2 separate regions of the Homo sapiens genome follow, and region 1 is linked to region 2. A link is a loop called in an ENCODE intact Hi-C map of the cell type or tissue named here. Cell type or tissue: heart left ventricle. All regions are shown on one strand. Each heading gives the region's core, and the rest is flanking DNA. Links, peaks and the distances in the headings are about the cores only.

Region 1 (11,654 bases), core at 1,786-9,785, 110 kb before region 2:
AGCGATCCTCTCACCTCGGCCTCCTGAGTAGCTGGGATTACAGGTGGGGATGCTTCTTCCTTGTCTCTTTATAATGTATGTCTGTATAAATTATATGTGTCACAAACACGATAACGCCATGGACATGCAATCAGCATATCTATGACATATACATATAAATTTTACTCAAACGGTAGCATACTATGGCTTAACAATATGTCTTGAAGATCACTCCATGTCAATACAAACCAAGCTTCTGCTTTTTTCCCTTATCTTAATATTATTTTTCATGGATAATGCATTGAAAATCTACTCTCCAACCTTGGCTCTTCTTTTTTTTTTTTTGGAGATGGAGTCTCACTCTGTCACCTAAGCTGGAGTGCAGTGGCACAATCTTGGCTCCCTGCAACCTTCACCTCCCAGGTTCAAGCGATTCTCCTGTCTCAGCCTCCTGAGTAGCTGGGATTACAGGTGCCCACTACCATGCCCAGCTAATTTTTAAATTTTTTTTTAGTAGAGATGGAGTTTCACCATGTTGGCCAGGCTGGTCTCGATCTCTTGACCTCAAGTGATCCACCTGCCTCAGCCTCCCAAAGGGCTGGGTTTTCAGATGTGAGCCACTGCGCCCGGCCTCCTTGGCTCTTTTCTCTTAAGAAACGGATGAGAATTGCAAACATTTTCCTATGATGGTATTTGTCTTTTAACTTTGTTGGGGTGTTTTTCCACTCAGATTCTTTTCGTGGACTTAAATTGCTTTTGGGTTTTATGTCATACTTTAAAAGGCCTCACTCACTTTGAGATAACAAAAAAAAAATCCTACGTTTTCTTTTCACATATGTGGTTTTTTAAAAATCCTTTTTGGGCTGGGCACGGTGGCTCACGCCTGTAATCCCAGCACTTTGGGAGGCCGAGGCGGGCAGATCCCTTGAGGTGAGGAGTTCGAGACCAGCCTGGTCAATATAGTGAAACCTCGTCTCTATTAAAAATACAAAAATTAGCCAGGTGTGCTGGCGCGGGCCTGTAGTCCCAGATATTTGGGAGGCTGAGGCAGAAGAATCGCTTGAACCCGGGAGGTGGAGGTTGCAGTGAGCCAAGATCATGCCACTGTACTCTGGCCTGGGTGACAGAGCAAGATTCCATCTCAAAAAAAAAAAATCCTTTTTGGTAATACATACACACATATAATGATATAAAACATAAATGTACACCCAAACAACTGTGGCTAAATGAACACCTGCATGACCACCACCCTCTGTGGTCAAGAAATAGAATACTGCTGCCACCCTAGAAGCCTCCAGTATGATCCATCTTCCCTCATTAAAATCCACTCCTTCCTCCTTAGAAGAGACCATTGTACTGATGTCAGTGGTATTCTATTTCATGTTCCTTATCATGTTGCTACCTCATTATGCATCCCTAAACATTATTCTGTTGTTGTTGTTTTGAGACAGAGTCTTACTCTGTCAGCCAGGCTGGAGTGCAGTGGTACAATCATGAGTTTGAGGCTCACTACAGCCTCAAACTCCTGGACTCAAGTGATCCTCCTACCTTAGCCTTCTGAGTGGCCAGGGCTGCAGGCATGTGCCATCATGCCCAGCTAATTATTTTATTTTTTGTAGAGACAGGGGCCTCCTTTTATTACCTAGGTTGGTCTCAAATTCTTGGGCTCAAGCAACCCTCCTGTCTTGGCCTCCCAAAGCTCTGGGATTATAGGCATGAGCCACTGAACCTAGCCCCTAAACATTGTTTTTTGTTTGTTTGTTTGTTTGTTTTTGAGACGGAGTCTCACTCTGTTGCTCAGACTGGAGTGCAGTGATGCAATCTCTGCAACGTCTGCCTCTCGGGTTCAAGTGATTCTCCTGTCTCAGTCTCCCAAGTAGCTGGGATTACATGGGCATGCCACCATGCGCAGCTAATTTTTGTGTTTTTGTGTGTGTGTGTGTGCAGATAGGGTTTCACCATGTTGGCCAGGCTGGTCTCGAACTCCTGACCTAAGGTGATCCACCCACCTCGGCCTCCCAAAGTGCTGGGATTAGAGGTGTGAGCCACTGCACCCGGCCAACATTGTTTTTAAGATCCATTCATGTTGTGTGTAGCTGTGGTTCATTTTCATTGCTTTGTAGTATTTTATTGTATGCATGTACCATAATTTATTTATCCAGTTGGAATTTATCCTGGCAAAGATTTGCAGTAAGTCTCCAGCTGAATTTCTTTTCAGGCGACTAGCCAGTTGCACCAACAATATTTAGTGAGTAATCCGTCTTTTCTCCACTAATGTAAATGCCACTTTTATTATTTATTAAATGACCTTAAATATTGTGGTCTACTTCCAGACTTGCTCTTCTGCTCCATTCATCTTTCTATTTCTGAATTTGCAATGAACAGTTTATTATTGTCACTTTATAATACACTTTAAGATCTGGCAGAGTTTGTCTCCCGCATTTCTCTTTCTTTTTCAGAACTTTTCTTGATTTCCCTGCATGATCTTTGGAATCAGCTTGTCAAGATCCAAAATAATCCTGTTGGTATGTTTGTTTGTATCCCATTAAAATTATAGATGAAAAGATAGAAAGATGGTATCTTTTCTTCAATTGACTCCTCTAGCCAAAAATGGATATGACTTTTTCCTTTATTCAAGTCTCATGGCACATAATAGCCTTTGAAAGTTTTAGTCATATAGTTCCTGTACATTCCTTGTGAAGTAACTCATTCATTTAAACATTTGAATAGTATTCTATTATATTTCATTCCATGGTTTATTTAATCATTCTATCTTTGAATGGCATTTGAATAAATCTGTTTCCAAGTTTATTCTGTTACATATAGCACTGCAAAGAGTATCCCTGCAAAAATATGTATTTGGAAATGATGTTACTATAAATGAAGTTGATGGACCAAAGGATTTTAAAAATATAAAATAATAAGATAATAAAGGTCATGCTAATATAAAAATAAACAAGAAATTAAAGAACAGTGTGTTATTGGTCAAGTGTGGTGGCTCACACCTGTAATCCCAGCACTTTGGGAGGCTGAGGCGGGTGGATCGCTTGAGGCCAGGAGTTTGAGACCAGCCTGGCCAACATGGTGAAACCCGTCTGTACTAAAAACACAAAAAGTTAGCCAGGCATGGTGACACACACCTGTAATCCCACCTACTCAGGAGTCTGAGGCACGAGAATCACTTGAACCTGAGAGGTGGAGATTGCAGTCAGGTAAGATCGCATCACTGCACTCCAGCCTGGGTGACAGAGCAAGACTCTGTCTAAAAATATATATATAAAAAATATATAAAATATATATATATAATATATATTATATATAAAATATATGTAATATATAATATAATATATATCATATATTATATATATAGCATGCTATCATGTAAAAAAAGAATATGAGGATAAACAAAATATACCAAAATAAGGGTAAAATATGTAATATCCTTGTATTAAGTAGAGGATCATAGCAGGAAAGTAAAGTGATTATTATGGTACTATTACTATTACACTGGTCTTGACTGCAAAATCATTTCCTGCCTGTCCCCAGGCTGGAGGTCAGAAATGGCAAAGCTGCCACCATTAACTCTGTTGAGGTTCTACTTCAGGGCTTTTTTTCACTGAGGTGGACACCTGGAAAGCCTCCACTACAGGCCCATAGCCAGGCAAGGGAATGGAAGCTGCCCGAGGGCTCCAGCTGCTCACTGAGTTAACATGTGGGAGGTGGACCACAGCAACTATGTGGGGAAACCCTGTCTGCACACTGAATCCCAGCAGAATCTAGCAGAGCCAAGAGCTGAGTAACACAGAGCCCCAAGGACATCATGTGAGACCCTGGATCCAGCCTCACCTGAGGATGTTTCAGAGCAGAGTTCTCTAAGGCACAAGCTACAAGTGAGCATGGCTGTAACAGGCCCAAGGGGGCACCAGAACTGGGGAGAGGGGCTTGGTGCCTCAAATATTGACTGCTTTGGGAACGGCAGGAGTGCTTGAGCGGTGGACACCGGCAGCAGCAGCGAGGCCCCTCTAGAAGCCTAAGAAGGGCGCTGGAGCAGAAGGGGACACACAGCAGGGGATTGGTTATCTATTGCTGCATAACACCCACCCCAAAACTTAGCTGCTTAAACAACAACTATTGTATTTGCTCAGGATTCTGTGGCTCAGCAATTCATGCTGGGCTCAGCTGGGCAGTTCTTCTGCTGGTCATGCCAGAGTCACTCATATGTCTATAGTGATACGGAACTTAACAGGGGCAGGCAGTCCAAGGTGGCCTCACTCACATGTCTGGGGCATCAGCTGGGATTCCTGGAACAGGTTGAGTGGCTGGATTATTCCGTGCATGTAGCCTCTCATCCTTAAGGAGTCTACTCCGACTTTATTCACAAGGTGACAGTGTTCCTAGAGAACCAGGCCCTGTGTATACAAGCATCCCAAGCTCCTGCCTGCCTCATGTTTGCTGATGGCCCACTGGCCAGCGCAAGTCACATGGACAAGCCCCAAGTCAGTGTGAGAGGGGGCTATGCATAGGCGTGGATGTCAGGAAGTGTGGTCCATTGGACTCCATTAATGTCATGACGTTGCCATGTAATATACAATGCATGCTTGGCCCTCAGCCTATGTCTAAGCTCAGGTGAGACCTTCCCTGGGACAGCCCAAGCATAAGCAAGTGAGCCTGGCAGGTGAGACTAGAGCTGGTGCAACCTGCATTAATGAGGGGATTGGTGCTTTGATAGGATTAAACCAGGGGCTAGCATAGCACAGAGGAGGGGGCTTAACCAATGCCAGGGCTTTCAGAGGCCCTGTGGCTAGAGGTGACAAACACAGTCTCTCAAACCAGGCAGACCTGGGTTCAAGTCTTCACTCTGCCATTTCCTTCTTCTGTGGTCCTGGGCTAGTAACTCCCCTACTCTGACTGTCAGTTTCTTCATCTGTGAAATGGACCTCACAGGGTTGCTGTGAGAATCAAAGGAGCTCAGAAGAGCTTAGCCTGACACAAAGCAGCAGTCTATAAATGGTGGTGCTAGTGATCAGTGTGATAAGAGTGGTGATAAACATCATGGTCCCTGACATTGGTGACAGGAGGCAGGGTCATGGATGTTCTGGATGAGCAGAGAGCTCTGGATAGGTGACTAGGAGTGGCCTGTTAGAGGAGGGCAGGGAAGGGCATCCCAGGCAGAGAGAGCGGTGCATCCAAAGGCGTGGAGGTAGGATTGAGAATGATGTGCATGACCAACTGCGACACCATCGGTGTGTGCAGTGTGCCTCGAGGACGGGTGCCATGGCAGACCGCATTTTCCCAAGACAGATATCGCCTATATATCACATGATCGTCTGACAATGTGGCTGTTAGGAGCAGAATCATGTTCCCACAAATATATACGTTGAAGTCCAGTACCTCAGAATGTGACTGCATTTGGAGATAGGGCCTTAAAAGAGGTGATTGGCCGGACGCAGTGGCTCACACCTGTAATCCTAGCACTTTGGGAGGCCGAGGAAGGCAGATTGCCTGAGCTCAGGAGTTCGAGACCAGCCTGGGCAACACGGTGAAACCCCATCTCTACTAAAATACAAAAGAAATTAGCCGGGTGTGGTGGTGTGTGCCTGTAGTCACAGCTACTCAGGAGGCTGAGGCAGGAGAATCGCTTGAACCCAGGAGGTAGAAGTTGCAGTGAGCCGAGATCATGCCACTGCACTCCAGCCTAGACAACAGAGCAAGACTCTGTCTCGACAAAAAAAAAAAAAAAAAAAAAAAAAGAGGTGATTAAGTTAAAATGAATGCGTTAGGGTGGGGCTGTAATCCAGTATGACTGTGTTCTTATAAGAAGAGGAGACACCAGGCATGTGCCACACAGAGGAAGAACCATGTGAGGACACAGTGAGAAGACAGCCATCTGCAAGCCCAGGAGGGGGTCCTTAGGAGAAACCAACTCTGCCCACACCCCATCTTGGATTTCTTGCCTCTACAACTCTGAGGAATAAACTTCTGTTGCTTAAGTCACCCTGACTGTGGTCCTTTGCTATGGCAGCCTTAGCAAACGAATATATTGACTTTGACATCCCTCCCATCAAAGGGTGTCCTATTTCTCCTCTCCTTGAAACTCACACTTGAGCCCAACCGCCATGCTATGAGGAAGCCCGAGCTAGCCCAGCAGCCATGCTGTGCCTGAGCTAGCCTAGCTGCCATGTTGTTCCTGAGCTAGCCTAGCAACCATACTAGGAAGCCCAAGCTAGCCCAGCTGCCATGCTGTGAGGAAGCCCAGGCTAGCCCATGCTGTGAGGAAGCCCAGGCTAGCCCATGCTGTGAGGAAGCCTGAGCTAGCCTTCACGGAGAGACCACACAGAGAGACCCTTGGTAGGGGTTGCAGCTGACAGCCATCATCAATACCCAGACAGGTGAATGAAGACACCTCCGGATGATTCCAGCTCCCAGCTATTGAGTCACCCCCCCCTCCACGTCCCCACCCCCAGCTGGTGAGTCACCCCCAGCCAACAAGTATTTCCACCTGAGGCCCGGGACATGTGGAAAAGACAAACTATCCCTGCTTCACCTTTTCCAAATTTCAGACCTACAGAATTCATAAGCATAATGAAATGGTTGTTTTACCCCTCTAAGTTTTGGAGTAGTTGGATACAAAGCAATAGCATCTCCCAAGGGCTCTTCTAGATGGAGCAGCTACCCACAGCCTGGTTCTGTTTTTGACGTAACAGCGTAGAACGCCCCTCTCCCGAGCACTCCCGAACTTTGAGAGAGACCTGATACTGCCACTTGGTGGCCAATAGAAACTATGCAAGACCCGCTGTTTCGCCCTTTCTTCTTCCTTAAGAGTTTATTCACATTCATTCATTCATTCCACATTCATAATCCCTGATGGTGGTGGATCAAGTGTAGTTTTAAAAAGCATATTCGAAAATTACTTTTTTTAATATGCTTTCATCTTTGGTCATGAAATTTCATTTACAAGTCTACAATCCCTTACACTCTTCCAAAATCCAAAATTCTCTGCAAACTCAAAGCGTTTGCATCAGTTTATAAAAGCTTACTCAGTAGCTAAATCTAATCCGAACTGGCTTAAGGCTATTTATAGTCTTTCATTAACATTTCACAGTAAGATTTTTTTTTTAATTTTTTTTTTTGACGGAGTCTCACTCTGTCGCTCAGGCTGGAGTGCAATGGCACGATTTAGGCTCACTGCAACCTCCACCTCCCGGGTTCAAGTGATTCTCCTGCCTCAGCCTCCCCAGTAGCTGGGATTACAGTCACCCGCCACCACACCCAGCTAATTTTTGTATTTTTAGTAGAGACTGGGTTTCACCATGTTGGCCAGGCTGGTCTCAAACTCCTGACCTCAGGTGATCTGCCTGCCTCGGCCTCCCAAAGTGCTGGGATTACAGGTGTGAGCCACCATGCCCAGCCCACAGTAGAAATAATAATATTTGATTTGGGGGTGCTGCTCTAGACCCCTCTAAGGATGTCGTAAAATAGCAGTAGTTCTCAAAGTGTGGTTCTGAGACCAGCTGCATTGGCATCAAATGGGAAATGGAAATGGAAATTCTCAGGCCCCACTTCAGACCTACGGAGTGAGTGTGGCCCAGCCCTCTGTGCTTTAACAAGCCCTCTTGGAGATTCTGACTCACGCTCACATATGAGAGTCACTGATATAGACTCTATGCACCCACCACATTGCATTTATAAAATTCAAAAAATTGTGAAATTCCTAAGCACATGTAGTCCCATGCTTTATGAAAAAGGATTGCTTTCAGACCTGTATTTTGGAATGTCAAGTAATATTAAGGGAAGCCATGAGATTTTCATGTCTAAAAAGGGGGGAAGGGGCCAAGCGTGGGGGCTCACGCCTGTATTCCCAGCACTTTGGGAGGCCGAGGCGGGTGGATCACCTGAGGTCGGGAGTTCAAGACCAGCCTGACCAACATGGAGAAACCCCATCTCTACTAAAAATACAAAATTAGCCAGCCATGGTGGCGCATGCCTGTAATCCCAGTTACTCAGGAGGCTGAGGCAGGAGAATTGCTTGAACCCGGGAGGAGGAGCTTGCAGTGAGCCGAGATTGTGCCATTGCACTCCAGCCTGGGCAACAAGAGCAAAACTCTGCCTCAAAAAAAAAAAGGGGGGGCAGTGGGGAAGGAGTTCCTTGTAGGAATGGAGAAAGGGTGTGATTAATAACAATAAAAGCTAACTTTTGCTGAGTTATTTATAACCTATCAGGCACTGCGCCAAGTGCCTATGCTTATCTAGTCCACATAATGCACCTAGGAGATAGTTACTTTTATCATACCCATTTTATGAATGGGGAAACTGAGGCAAGTGGTGTGAGCACCTACCAAAGCCTGAAGAAGGTCAGCAGTAGAAGCTGTGGCCTTCAGTAGAGGGACACAGCCAACTCACATGGCCTCACTTCTGCCCTCTTATCTCCTACAAGAAGCCAGAAGACAAGGGAATTCCTATGGTGTCATCCACAGTAGTGCAGAGCAAGATGAAGTATGCTACTCAGGCCTCCAAATTTCCCTCCAAAACAACTGCACCAGCGTTTGGTTCCTCCCACCCCAATGGGTTCCACTTACACAGTCTTAGGTCTGTAGGGCTAGTGAAGACAGCCAGCCTATCATTTATTATGCCTCTAGTGCAAATCTGGGTATCACAAATGCATGCTATTGTGGTTATAAAATATAAAAGTATCAGCCGGGCCCAGTGGCTCATGCCTGTAATCCCAGCACTTTGGGAGGCTGAGACGGGTGGATCACCTGAGGTCGGGAGTTCGAGACCAGCCTGGCCAACATGGTGAAACCCCGTCTTTACTAAAAATACAAAAAAAAAATTAGCTGGACATGGTGGTGGGTGCCTGTAATCGCAGCTACTCAGGAGGCTGAGGCAAGAGAATCGCTTGAACCCAGGAGTTGAAGGTTGCAGTGAGCCGATATTGTGCCCTTGCACTCCAGCCTGGGCAACAAGAGTGAAACTCCATCTCAAAAGTAAATAAATAAATAAATAAATATAAAAGTATCACACTGTAAGTGTTCATTTGCAGCTTGCATTTTTTCCCAACTCATTTTGTTTTTTCAGATTTATCTATGTTGATGCAGGCAGCTTTATTTCTGTTCATTCTCTCTGTTGTTTAGAATTCTGCGATATTAAAGCACTCCTGAATCCATTTATCCATTCCCCCTTTGGTAGGCATTTAGGATGTTGCTGGCCTTTTGCAGATAAAGGCCTAATGAATATCTTTAGACATGTCTTCTACACAGGTGGGAGGTTTTCTCCTAGCTGGATGTTCCTAAATGTGGAGCTGCTGTATTACTGGACGCGAGTACCCAACTTTCCCAAATAATGCCAAATTTCCCTCCAAAACGATTGCACCAGGGTTTGGTTCCTCCTACCCCATGGGGTTCCACTTACACAGTCTTAGCCCACCGCGGTATTGAGAGACTATTTTATTTATATTTATTTTGCCTTTCCGATGGATGTGACCTCTACCTCCTATCTGTTTTATTTACATTTCCCTGATAATTCAGAAATGGAGCATCTCTTCAACCCATCTGTCATGTGGGGATAAACATTTTGCCTTTCCACTTCAGGCTTTGCCTATGTACAGTTGACCCTTAGGCAACATGGGTTTGAAGTGCACAGGTTCACTTAAACACAGTTTTGTTTTTGTTTTTTTTTCAATAAATACAGTAGGCTGCCCATATGGATGGGTTCTGCATCTGCAACCCAATGCGGATGGAAGATACCATATTTGCCGGAATCCTGCAGGACTCCTGAAATTTTACGCACTGATTTTGGGAACCAGAGTCCTCTGCAGATACCGAGGGATGACATATCTTCCAAGCATAGATTTCTAGAATTTCAAAAGACCTTCCCTCTCTTATTCCAGGCAGTAACACATGAAAAGCGCTTCGGCTTTCAGGCTGCCTCCTGGGCTGTGGGTGTTCCAGGCTCAATTTTGCCACTCAGGCCTGAGGAACAATTTTGTTTGCTGTCGCTGGCATCTGTCCTTCCCCAGAGGCAAAGAGTGACAATCGCGAGATGGGTGAGAGCTGAGGGCAACCACAGTAGCAGCGCAACAAAACAAATGCAGAAGGGAAGGAAACCTAACCCACATTTGTAATTTCCAAAATATTGTCTTGCTGCATTTTCAAGCTCTGTTTATTAAAGCCCTGATGTATGCCAGGAGTATATTTCTCTATCCTCCAAACACTTCCACCAGCCTCCTAAAGCAGGGTCACTTCATCCCTACAACAAATTCTTGCTGCCAGGCACAGTGGCCCACACCTGTAATCCCAGCACTTTGGGGGGTCCAAGCAGGAGGGCTTGAGGCTGAGTTAGAAGTCAGCCTGGGCAACATAGTGAGACCCCATCTCTACAAAAAAATTTTGTTTTAATTAGCCAGGTGGCTGGGGGTGGTGGCTCATGCCTGTAATCCCAGAACTTTGGGAGGCCGAGGCTGGAAGATCACTTGAGGCCAGGAGTTCGAGACCACCTTGGCCAACATGACAAAACCCCGTCTCTACTAAAAATACAAAAATTGGCCGGGCATGGTGGTGCGCACCTATAGTCCCAGCTACTTGGGAGGCTGAAGCATGAGAATTGCTTGAACCTGAGAGGTGGAGATTGCAGTGAACTGAGATCATGCCATTGCATGCCAGCCTGGGCGACAAAGCAAGTCTCTGCCTTAAAAAAAAAAAATTGCCAGGTGTGGTGATGGCACCTGTAGTCCCAGCTACTTGGGAGGCTGAGGCAAGAAGGTCACTGAAGCCCAGGAGTTCAAGGCTACAGTGAACTATGATGCTATCGTGGCACTACTGCACTCCAGCCCAGATGACAGAGTGAGACCCTATCTCTAAAAAGTAAAATAAAATAAATAAAAATGTCCTTGCTCTTCCTATATGCCAGGCTATGTTAGGCACTGGGAATCCGTGTTAAGCAAAAAGGCCTGGTGTCTGATCAGAGCGCAGGGTGGCACTCACTGGATCAATGTCCTGGGGCTCCCATAACAAAATACTGCAGACTTGGTGGCTCAGACAATTTCCTCACATTTCTGGGGGTTAGGAGTCTGAGATCAAGGTGTCAGCAGTGCTGCCTTCTTTTTCTCTCTCCTTGGCTTGTAGGTGCTGTCTTCCTCCTGTGTCTTCACAGTGTCTTTTATCTGCCTCCAAATCTCCTCTAATAAAGACATTGGTCCTACTGGATTAGGGTCTACCCATATGAACTCATTTGACCTTAGTCACCTTCTTTTATTCTTTTTTATTCTTTTTTTTTTTTTTTTCTGAGATGGACTCTCTCTCTGTCGCCCAGGCTGAAGTGCAGTGGCACGATCTTGGCTCACCGCAATCTCCACCTCCCAGGTTCAAGTGATTCTCCTGCCTCAGGTTCCTGAATAGCTGGGATTACCGGAATCTGCCACCATGCCTGGCTAATTTTTGCATTTTTTAGTAGAGATGGGGTTATGCCATGTTGGCCAGGTTGGTCTTGAACTCCTGACCTCAAGTGATCTGCCTGCCTCAGCCTCCCTAAGTGCTGGGAATACAGGTGTGAGCCACCACACCCAGCTCCTTAGTCATCTTATGAAAGACCCTATCTCTGTATGCAGTCTCATGCTGAAATACTGGGGGTTAGGACTTCAACATAGGAATTTGGGAGTGGTGGGACTCAGTTCAGCTTAT
Region 2 (11,654 bases), core at 1,671-9,670:
TGGGGACCCACAGTTTTAGTAAAAATCATCACATCTGCCAGAGCAGGAGTTCACCTTCAAACCACATGCTGGCCACTGTGCTGAGCCCCTGGCATGGCTCACCTCGATGACCACTCACACTGCTACTGTGAGGAGGATGAACATCATCCCCATTTTGCAGATGAGAAAACTGAGGCACAGAGAAGGAAGTGTCTTGACCAAGGTTGCACAGCCAATGAGAATGGTGCCCAAATTTGAACCTCCAGAGTGTATGCTTTCAATGACTAGAATGTGCATCCTCTGGACAACAAATATAACTTGCTTAGCTCAGTGCCTGGCATCCGGGAAGTGCTAAATAATTGTTAGTTCTTGTTATTGTTATCCATAATAAGATAGGCAGTGGCATCTACCTCTTGGAAATTCTGGGCGTCAGTTGTCTCATCTGTAAAATGGGGAGTTGTTACTACATTCTTCATAGGCCTGGGGGAGAGCGGGTCTTACCCGGGCCCCTGCATGCCTGCACACCCAGTGTGCAACGGGAAGCTCACTCCTGTACCCTCCTATTGCAGTACGCTACTTCCTGAAGAATAAGGTCAGCCCTGATTTGTGCAATGAGGACGGACTCACAGCCCTACACCAGGTAAGGCCGGGCTCGTTGGGGCTCCAGGGCTCCCTGCCCCTCACCTGGACAGGTACCCTGTTTCTCGGCACTTTCCTGCTCAGAACCCTCAGGGAGGAGGGAATGAGGGAGGGAGGAGGAGCTGCAGCTGGCCCATCTGAAAGGCTCTTGTCTACTTTGGAGATACGCGTGTCTGTTACTGCCATCCCACAGAGCCCTGTGTGCGCCCGCAGACGCGACTGCACATGCAGGCTCTAAGGACAGGGAGCCTTTGTTCACTGCATCCCTCCTGCCCATGAAAGCAAGTGTGTTTGGAGCTTGACAGTGTACGAAGCACATTCACACTTATCAGGACATCCCATCCACCCTGGCGACAGAGGCAGTTGGCGGGACTTATGTGACCTGCCTGAGGTCACATGGTCTTGATTTATGGTCTTGAGCCATGTGCTATCATGACATGTCCTTTCCAAGGCAGAGTGATGGGTCCAGCCCTCCCTGCTGGGGATGGCTTCTCTGGCTGTCACCTTTCACGTGGATGCTGCTACAGCCTCGTAACTGGTCCCCAGCATTCAGTCTGGCTCTGCCATAATTCTCTGTCCACGCAGCAGCCATGGGGATGCTTAAGCCAAAAATCTCTTCCTGTTACTCAAAGTTCTCTGGTGTCTTCCCATAATCTGGGGATAAAGAACAAACTCTGCCACAGTGCACAAGGCTGCACGAGGCTGGGCTCATGACCAATCTTCTAAGCCTCCTGGCTCTCTGGGCTCCAGCCACCCAACTTCTCAGGTCCTTGTACCCAGTGGGCTCCTCCCCACCACACTTCCCACAGCACTTGGTGCTTTCACCCATTAGCTGCTGTCCACAGCAAGAGCCTGGGAGCTGTGCTGTGATAGACATACCCTTTGTCTTCTGAAGGCCCTCTTCCTTCGTAATTAGTCATTTTAGCCATTGATGTCATCACTTGATGTTGACTTCTCCCCTACTCAGACGCTGAGCTGCCTGAGGGCACAGCACATACCTCTTGCTTATGAGTGTGTCCTAGCATCTTTCCCCATGCTGGCATACAGTAGGTGCTCAATATGTGCATGTTGAATTAATGCATGAACACACCAAAGCCTCCCTGTGCCCGAGTTTCTAAGCAGATGGACTTGAGTGAGAGGCCAGGCAACCAGAACCCTGGGCTGGTGAGGGCCTCTCCACCTCGGTACAAGGGCAGGGGTGGGATGCACAGAGAATGGCCACGCCCTGCCCGTAAGCCCCAGGGGCAGGTCCCTGTGTGTCCTCTTGGCTTCTCTCTCACAGGGCCTCAGGCATCTCTCAGGCAGCTGCCTCAGTACCCCCACTCCATCTGCCATTGGAAACTCCCAGACTCCCAGCTCCATGAACCCTAGAGGGCCTGGGACTCCACTAGGGAGCAGAGAGCGGGTGGCTGCTATAGCTTGCCCTGAAATGGAGACCCAAATGCCAATTCCCAAGGCTGGGCTGCACCCACCAGCCATGGGCATGAGGATCAAATGTGTGGGCTACCTCCTACTGCGTGCCAGAAAGGTGAGGATGTCAGGACTGACAGTCAGGCTTGTGGCCCGGAGCTGTCACCCACTAGCTATGTGACTGTGGGGAAGTTACTTAAGCTCTCTGTGCCTCAGTTTCCTCATCTCTAAAAGAGGAATAACAAGTACCCATCTCATTGGGTGGTTGTGAGGATTAAATGAACACATGTAAAACTTTAAGCAGCACTCGATACTGGATAAATATTATTATTATTTATTAAAAGTTATTAAAATGTATCATGTGACCACTTCCCTGCAAATTACTTCAGTTATATATTTCATTTTTATCCTTACAACAAACTTCAGAAATATTATCATCCCCAGGCCAGGCGTGGTGGCTCACGCCTGTAATCCCGGCTCTTTGGGAGGCCAAGGCAGGTGGATCACCTGAAGTCAGGAGTTCAAGACCAGCCTGGCCAACATGGCAAAACCCTGTCTTTACTAAAAATACAAAAATTAGCTGGAATTTGGTGGTGAGTGTCTCTAATCCCAGCTACTAGGGAGGCTGAGGTAGGGAGATTTGCTTGAACCCGGGAGACAGAGGTTGTAGTGAGCTGAGATCATGCCACTACCCTCCAGCCTGGGTGACAGAGTGAGACTCTGTCTCAAAAAAAAAAAAAAGAAATATTATCATCCCTGTTTTATGGCTCAGGAAACTGAGGCAGCCTATTCAATAGAACTTTCTACAATGATGGAAATGTTCTGTGTTTCTGCAGTGCACAGTACAATAGCCACCAGCCACACGCGGATCCACAGCACTCGAAATGTGGCTGATGTGACTGAGGAAATGGATTTTGAAGTTTATTTAATTTTACTGGATTTAAAGAAACAGTGGCTGTCTTATTATACCGTGCAACTTGGGGAGGTGAAATCTCTTTGTCCAAGGTCAAGCAGTGATTGAGTGTTTAAGTCAGGATTTGAAACAAGGCAGTCTTAACTGCTCTGTGGGCACCACAGCTGCAATTCTCTGAGCCCCAGGTCCCCTGTTGAGTTGCCATCCCTGCTTGCAATGAACTCTCAAGTGGCACCCTTTTTTTAGCTTGGGGTTCCCGCCACCTCACATAGTGCCTCAACTTCTTCCTTGTTGGTCACATTGCTTTCTCAGGACCAGTTTCTCCTGTGGGTTCCTGGGCCCCTGGGGATGCGTGGTCAGGGAGGCGGGAACTCGCCAGGCTCCGAGTTTAGCTGCATGAAGCTCCTGGCTGACCAGCTGAAACCCGCACCTCACCCCAACCACCACACGTGCCTTGGGCCCCATGTTGGGGCCTTTCAGGGAGACATCCACCCTCATTAGCCTGTGAGCTTCCATTTATTTTTTCAACAAATACCTATTGTGTACCCACTCCATGCCAGCTGTCTTCTGGGAACAGGGCCCCAGAAGTAAGTTAGGCAGAGTCCCTGCTCTCAGAGTTCAGAGTGTGCTGTGGCCACAGGCACATAAATAATAATAGAGGTAATGCAGTGTGGTCAGCCCTTGCACGGAGATAGGCAGGGGCTCAGTGGCAGCTTAAAACTGGGAACCGATGACTCGACTCAAAGGGGAACTGAGAAAGACTTCTAAGAGGAAGGGATATCTGAGCTGGGTCTTGAAGGATGAGTAGGAGCTTGCTAGCTAGAAAAGAATAAGGCAGAACATTCAAAGCCGAGGGAATAGCATGTGCAAAGCCTTGAGAAAGGGGCTCAGCATTTCAAGTTTGGAGTCTGGAGGGTTCCATGTGGCACAGTTAGAGAGCAGGGAGCCTCAGGGAGAGGTGCAGGTGGTGAGACTGAGAGGGTTGAGAACAGGGCCTTTGGAGTCAGACTGCTTGGATTTCAATTCATCTTACTCCATGTGACCTTGTACCACCAGGCTTCCTTGAGCCAGTTTCCCCATCTATAAAAGGGGCCATTTCCCCGTCTGTAAAAAGAGCAATCCTCATAGGCTTGTTTTGAAGATTAAATGAGGCAATGCATGGCCAAAGCTTAGCAAGCTGCTTGACTCTTGTAAGTCCTCAGAAAGCATTAGACATTGTTATTGACAATGTGATGTGACATGCTATTACTGTTGCTGCCGGGGCTGTTGCTATTGTTATCACTGCTATTGTCACTGTAGCTCCAGTGCAACAAAGGAGATGGGGGCACATTAAGAAGAGCTTCCCATGCCTGGCAAAGGAGTGTGGATTTTCTTCTCTTGGCAACAGGGAGCCCTCAGAGGTTTGTAAACGGAGAGCAACATGATTAGATTAATGAAGAAGCTCTCTCTGGTCGAGGGTGTTAGGAAGGGGAATGACGGGGAGGTAGGGAAAGATGATGAAACTTCATCCAGGGCAGAGGGTGGGGACAGCGATTTAGGAGATGTGCAATTCATACCTGGTGATAGATTGAAGCTGGGAAGGGAGGAAGTGGGAGGAGGCGGGAGGAGGCGGGAGGAGGCGGCTGACTGCCAGGTGCCATTTCCCACCTCGGCCGCAGCAGAGGAGGAGGCCCGCCCACTCCACCAGCTACCACCCACTCCATGTGCGCCCCTGCACCCAGCCCCCAACGCAGCCCTTATTCAGGCCGGGTCTCCCAGGTGTAGACTGGTCCAGCCCCTGGACATCTATCTCACAAGACTCTGCCATCTGGGCACACAGTCCCCTCGCCCTTCAACCAGAGGCTTCCACTCCACCCCCTATGTTTCCTGCGGTCTCTAGGGGTTGGATTTCTGGCCCTCTTGCCCCTGACCCCAGGGGCTCCTCAGCGGCATCTCCCAGTGAAGGCCTGGAGATGCTCACCTTCCACCGCAGCCTCGCTTCGTTGCCTTTGGCGCCCTCTGCCGGCCGCGCCGTGCTGCTGCGTGGTTCTCCCGCCCGTCTGAAGCAGCACCCACTCGCTTACAGGGTCACACCTTTCCCTGCCTGTCCGGAGAGAATGTCCTCAGACCTAGCCACCGTCCCCCCCGCACCCCCGCACCCCCGCCCCGCAAAGACCGGCTGGCGCAGAAAGAACCTGGGTCTCTGGCGCCATCTGTGCAAACGGCTGCTCCTTTCCCACATGTCCTGGCGCTGAGCCCTGGCTTCCCTGGGGATAGGGGTGGGGCTGTGGTGCCGCCCCATCCCACGCCTACACCCACGCCCACAGCCACCTGGGGCCGTGGGCTTCCACGGCCGCTCCTGCTCCTTCTGTTGGCGTCTGGACTCTTCTCTCTATCCCTGTGGTCGTTTCTGGAGGCCAGGCCACCATCATCTCTTAACTGGGTGGCTTCAACACAGCTCCTCACTGTCCCCTCCCAACGTGCACACATGTACGTGGGCGTGCACGCGCACACACACCATCTGTTCTCCACGTGTAATCAGAGGAGCAGTTGTTTTTAAAAGCAATTCTGATCATGCTCCCCTTCGTAGTGTAACTCAATGTCTCCCATTGCACTGATGACCAAGCCCCAAGCCCTTATCTGGGTGGGCAGGGCTGAGCCTGTGAGCCCTGCTGTGTCCCCTGCTGGCTTTCGCAGAGGTCACCTCTAGGGAAGAGTTTCATCCCGCAGTCTGTAAAGTGGCTCCCTGTCTTTCTCCTCTCTCCCGGCCTTTCCCATCCTGGTGCCTAGCTTGACGCTCCTCTGTCTCCTTGGGATCTTTTCCTCCCTGTCCCTGGAGCCTGGGGGCCACCTGTGTTGGAGCCTGCGTTCTCTCTAGGAGGCTGCAGGCTGCTGGCCCTTCCCCCTTACTGGGGCTGCCCCACGTGCCATCACTGCAGCATGTAGGCAGGAACACAAACATGGCTGTCTCCTCGCAGGGACTATCAGGACCCCTAGAATGCTCACGTTGAGCTGGATTATTTCAGGGGGAGTCTTGGTTACCTGAAGGCTTCCCCAAGATCTGAGCTACCTGGTCAGAGGTTCCTAAGTCAGAGGTTTCAAGCTATGATCTTGAAACCGCTTTGGAGGCCACTGCCAGGAAAGGGGACACCCTCCCAACACACACACCCCTGCCTCAACCCAACCAATCCTGTTTGAATTTACTGGTCATCTAAGTGAGAGTTCTCCATATAATTTTCTTTGGAGAAAGCCTTTTGGGATTAAAAAATACGTTTTAAAACCTCATTCAAAATTTTGTCCCATTTCACTGATACTTGCAAAGCACTTTATAGCTGACAGAGTGTTTTTTACCTGTATATTTTTATCTTACATATTATTAACTTCATTTTTACTCACAAGGAGACTGAGGCCCAGAGAGGTTAAGTGGCTTGCTCAAGGTCAAGGGCAATGCTTACAGTGTGAACATCATGGAGCTGGATTCAAACAGGCCTTCCACAGTCTTCCTCATGGCCTCTTGCGGGGAACCTGGTGTGTCCTGACCAGGGCCCGGGGCCCAGTGCCCTGCCTGGAGCTGACTCTGCCTGTGTGTCTCTCCCAGTGCTGCATCGACAACTTTGAGGAAATTGTGAAGCTGCTCCTCTCCCATGGTGCCAATGTGAACGCCAAGGACAACGAGCTGTGGACACCTCTCCATGCTGCAGCCACCTGCGGCCACATCAACCTGGTGAAGATCCTCGTTCAGTAGTACGTGCCCCTCCCTGCCCCAGAGCAGCCTCCCTCCACCTCTTGTCTTTTTCCAACTTCCTTCTTTCTCTCCTCCCTCCCTCCTTCCTTCTTTCTCTCCTCCCTTCCTCCTTCCTTCTTTCTCTCCTCCCTTCCTCCTTCCTTCTTTCTTCCCTCCCTCCCTCCTTCCTTCTTTCTTCCCTCCCTCCCTCCTTCCTTCTTTCTTCCCTCCCTCCCTCCTTCCTTCTTTCTTCCCTCCCTCCCTCCTTTCTTCTTTCTTCCCTCCCTCCCTCCTTCCTTCTTTCTCTCCTCCCTTCCCCCCTTCCTTCTTTCTTTCCTCTCTTCCTTCTTTCTTTTCTCCCTTCCTCCCTTCCTTTCTTCCCTCCCTTCCTCCCTTTCTGCCTTTCTTCTGTCTCCCCTCCCTTCCTTCTTTCTTCCCTTCCTCCCTCCTTTCCTTCTTTCTTCCTCCCTCCCTTCCTTCCTTCTTTCTTCCCTCCCTTCCTTCTTTCTTCCCTCCCTCTCTCCCTCCCTTTCTTTTCCCTACCTGCCTCCCTCCCTCTCTCCCTCCCTTCCTTTCTTCTTTCTTCCCTTCCTCCTTCCCTCCTTTTCTGCTTTTCTTCCTTCCTCTCTTTTCTCTTTTTTTCTCTCTCTCTGTCACTCTTTCTCAGTCTCTCTTGGTGCTTGTCACTTTCTTTCTCCCCACATCCTCTCTTCATCTCTCTCTCTGCTTCTACCTCTCACCCTCTCCTCCCCTCAGTTCCCCTTTACTCTCCCCATCTCTGTGTGCCTGTTCTGCTCTTTTCTTCTTCTATCTCTGTCTCTCCTTCACTCTTGGTCTGTCTCTGTATTTTCCAGTCTCTTTTTATTTTCTCTCTTCTCCTTTCATTCTCCCTTTCCCCCCAATTTTTTATAGTGATAAAACACATATAACATAAAATACCATCTTACCCATTTTAAGTGTGCAGGTTAGTGGTATTAAGTACATTCATATTGTTGTGCAGCCATTACCACTCTCCATCTTCAGAATGACTTTCATCTCGCAAAACTGAAACTCTGTACCCATCAAACAGTAATTCCCATTCCCTGCCTACCCCTGGCTCCTGGCGACCACCATTCTACTTTCTGTCTCTATGAATTTGACTACTGTAAGCACTTTATAGAAGTGGATTCAGAAAGGCCGGGCACGGTAGCTCACGCCTGTAATCTCAGCACTTTGGGAGGCTGAGGCAAGTGGATCACCTGAGGTCGGGAGTTCGAGACCAGCCTGACCAACATGGTGAAGTCCCATCTCTACTAAAAATACAAAATTAGCCGGGCATGGTGGTGCATGCCTGTAATCCCAGCTACTTGGGAGGCTGAGGCAGGAGAATCGCTTGAACCCAGGAGGCGGAGTTTGCGATGAGCTGAGATCATGCCATTGCACTCCAGCCTGGGCAACAAGAGCAAAACTGCACCTCAAATAAATAAATAAATAAATGAAAAGTGGATTCAGCTGGGTGTGGTGGCTCACGCCTGTAATCCCAGCTACTCAGGTGGTGGAGGCAGGAGAATCGCTCGAACCCAGGAGACTGAGGTTGCAGTGAGCCAAGATTGTACCACTGCAATCCACCCTGGGCGACGGAGTGAGACACCATCTTAAAAAAACAAGAAGTGGATTCATACAGTATTTGTCTTTTTTTGACTGGCATATTTCACTTAGCATAATGTCCTCAAGGTTCATCTATGTTGTAGTATGTGTCAGAGTTTCCTTCCTTTTTAAGGCTGAATGTACTCCATTGTATGTCTATACCACGTTTCACTTATGCATCCATTCATTGATGGACACTTGGGTTGCCTCCATGTTTTAGCTATTGTGAATCATGCTGTGACGAACATGAGTGTACAAATATCTCTTGAAATCCTGCTTCCAATTCCTTTGGTTATACACCCAGAAGTGGAGTTGCTGGATTGTATGGTAATGCTATTTTAAATTTTTTAAGGACCTGCTATACTGTTTTCCACAACATGTTACATTCCCACCAACAGTACACAAGGATTCTAGTTTCTCCACATCCTCACCAACACTTGCTATTTTCTGCTTTTTCTTTTTTGTTAGTAGCCATACTAGTAGATGTGAGGTGGTCTCTCACTGTGGTTTTGATTTGCATTTTTCTCGTGATGAGTGACGTTGAGCATCTTTTCATGTGCCCGTTGTCCATCTGTATGTCTTCTTTGGAGAAATGTCTATTCAAGTCCTTTGTCCATGTTTGAACTGGGTTGGGTTTTTGTCATTGAATTTTAGGATTTCTCTATGTATTCTGGAGATGAATCCCTTATCAGATAGACGTACTATTTTCTCCCATTCTATAGGATGTCTTTGAAATCACTGCCAAATCCACTATCATGGAGGTTTTGTTCTATGTTTTCTCCTAAGAGTTTTATAGTTTTAGGTCTTTCATTTAGGTCATGGGTCCAGTTTGAATTAAATCTTATATATGGTATTGGGTAAGGATCTAACTTCATTCTTTTGCATGCGGATATCCAATTTTCCTACACTATCTGTTGGAAAGATGGTTGGTCTTTTCTCCATTGAATGGCCTTGGTACCCTGTCTAAAATCATTTAACCGTGTATGTGAGGGTTTGTTTCTGGACTCTATTCTATTTTATTGGTCTATATGTTTGTCTTTATGCCAGCCCCACACTGTTTGATGCTAGAGTTTTGGAGTTCGTTTTGAAATCAGGAAGTGTGAATCCGCCAGCTTTGTTCTTCTTTTTCAGGGTTGTGTTGGCTATTCAGGTTCCTTGAGATTCCCTATGAATTTTAGAGTAAGCTATTCTAGTCTGCAAAAAACATCATTGGAGATTACAGGTGGCTGACACCTGTAATCCCAGCACTTTGGGAGGCCAAAATGGGTGGACCACTTGAGGTCAGGAGTTCGATACCAGTCTGGCCAACATAGTGAGACCCTGTCTCTACTAAAAATACAAAAATTAGCTGGGCGTGGTGGTGCACGCCTGTAATCCCAGCTACTCAGGAGGCTGAGGCAGGAGAACTGCTTGAACCTGGGAGGCGGAGGTTGCAGTGAGCTGAGTTTGAGCCACTGCACACCAGCCTGGGTGATGGAGCAAGACCTTGTTTCAAAACAACAACAACAACAACAACAACAACAACAACAATCATTGTGATTCTTAAAAGTAATGGCAAGAACCACAATTACTTTTGCACCAACCTAAATAATAATTGGTATCACCCAGAGCTGGGCACTGGGCACACAGGGATGCAGAAGTCCTGGGGAGCCAGGAAGAAAGCCAGGGGTTTTAAGTACCAGAGCTGAGACAGAGCCAGACCAGGGGGCTGATCATCTGAGGGCAAGGAGTCAGAGAGAGTGGCCCAGGGCAGGTAACCTTTTGCACTGGTCTTGGCAGAGCGGCAGGAGCCCATCGTTGGCTCCCGGGGGGATGGATATGACAGTACTGCTGCCCCAGCTCAGAGAGCTGGATAAACTTGCTCTGGGGTGTACGAAAGCTCAGAGAAGTCACAGTGGAGGGCTGTTAGGCCAAAGGACTGGATGGTGGCCTGTGCCTATGTCTCTGATGGGAACCTGAGTATGGCTAATTCTGCTAGGAGCATCAGATGGCCACAGCCTGATCAGTGATGGTGCTAAGAGGACAAGGAAAGTGGTGCCAGCCTGGGTCAGTGGGTCCCAAAGCTGATCGGTATTACAATCACCTGGGGCATGGGTTTAAAACAGATTCCCATGCCCTACCCCAAGGACTCTTTCAGGAGGGCTGGAGTGAAGCCCACCCAAGATGCTGCATTTTATTCCCATGGTCCCCAGGTAATTCTGCCACATGGCATCCAGGGCCATTCTTAGGAACCACTGGCCCAAAGGGTAAATTCTTCCAAGGAGTCCCAGGTCTCCATTCTTCTACCTCTGTACTATCAGCCTTTTGAGTAGGGACTTGGAGGAGGTGGAATATAACTGAGGATGTTTCTGCATATGGGCAAAAAATGAAATAGAACATGGAGAAGTAAAAAGAACTAATATGAGAGACCTGGTTTTGAGTCTGGACTCTACTGTATCCAAGCTGTGTGACCTTGGACAAGTGACCGAACCTGTCTGAGTCTTTTTTTTTTTTTAAACTTGCTCTAGTCTTGCTCTATCACCCAGGCTGGAGTGCAGTGGCGTGATCTTGGCTCACTGCAACCTCTGCCTCCCAGTTTCAAGCAATTCTCATGCCTCAGCCTCCCGAATAGCTGGGATTATAGGCTCCCACACCACGCCCCGCTAATTTTTGTATTTTTAGTAGAGACAGGGTTTCTATGTCGGCTAGGCTGGTCTCGAACTCCTGACCTCAGGTGATCCGCCCGCCTCGCCCTCCCAAAGTGCTGGGATTACAGGCTTGAGCCACTGTGCCCGGTCATGTCTGAGTCTTTGTTTCCCCTTGCGTGAGATGGGGCCAACAGTATTAACCTGAGCTATTATAAGGGTTAAATAAAAGGATGCCTGCAAAAGGGGCTTAGATCAGGTTTGGCTCTAAGCAAGTGCCTGGTAAGTGGTGCTGCTGCCATTAATGTGATTTTTGTTATTGTCACCAGGAGGACTTTTATATCTGTCCCTAAGTCCCTGCCTGCTGGTTCAACAGAGTGAAAGGCTTAGGGAGGTCTTCTGGGATAGCTGTCCTGGGACTTTGGTCTCTTCCCACCTGGGACCCTGGGATCCTGAAGCTGTCGTGCTCTTGGGCTGTGTGTCAGGCAGATCCAAGCATCATCTTGCTGGGGTACACCTTGGTGGGGTTTTGAGTGCCGGGTTGTACAGTAGGATTGCAGGCGAGAGGCCAGAGGGCAGAGGCAGCTAGACCAACCCTAGCCACACCTACTTGGCCCTCACCCTGCCTCTTTCTCTGCAGTGGGGCCGACTTGCTTGCTGTCAACTCGGATGGGAACATGCCATATGACCTCTGCGAGGATGAACCCACCCTGGATGTCATCGAGACCTGCATGGCATACCAGGGTAAGGGAGGGCAGCC

Evidence for each region. Hi-C counts contacts between places; a loop is a spot of excess contacts. Peaks named below come from ENCODE experiments on the same cell type or tissue, not always from the same donor. Only the 100,000 strongest peaks of a DNase experiment are listed, where the experiment ranks them.
Region 1: a loop joins it to region 2, with 2.3 times the contacts of the local background. A loop is called at or near these places in 6 of 110 quality-filtered maps.

What each region holds. Positions count from the first base shown.
Region 1 is chr20:38,783,902-38,795,555 of GRCh38, forward strand. It overlaps LOC124904902 (a long non-coding RNA gene), which reads left to right. Exons shown (of 2, transcript XR_007067584.1): 2 at 2,439-2,935. Among named protein-coding and RNA genes, the nearest start is that of PPP1R16B, 16 kb to the right of the region's middle. In heart left ventricle, for the core only: a CTCF peak has its summit at 6,739 (motif pointing left); no DNase peak of the experiment used is centred there.
Region 2 is chr20:38,889,047-38,900,700 of GRCh38, forward strand. PPP1R16B (protein phosphatase 1 regulatory subunit 16B) reads left to right here. Exons shown (of 11, transcript NM_015568.4): 3 at 549-619; 4 at 6,519-6,664; 5 at 11,535-11,638. Among named protein-coding and RNA genes, the nearest start is that of FAM83D, 32 kb to the right of the region's middle. RefSeq lists a silencer at 3,556-3,756 and an enhancer at 4,120-5,078. In heart left ventricle, for the core only: CTCF peaks have their summits at 4,940 (motif pointing left) and 5,146; DNase peaks (open chromatin) are centred at 4,634 and 4,945; H3K27me3 peaks cover 699 bases.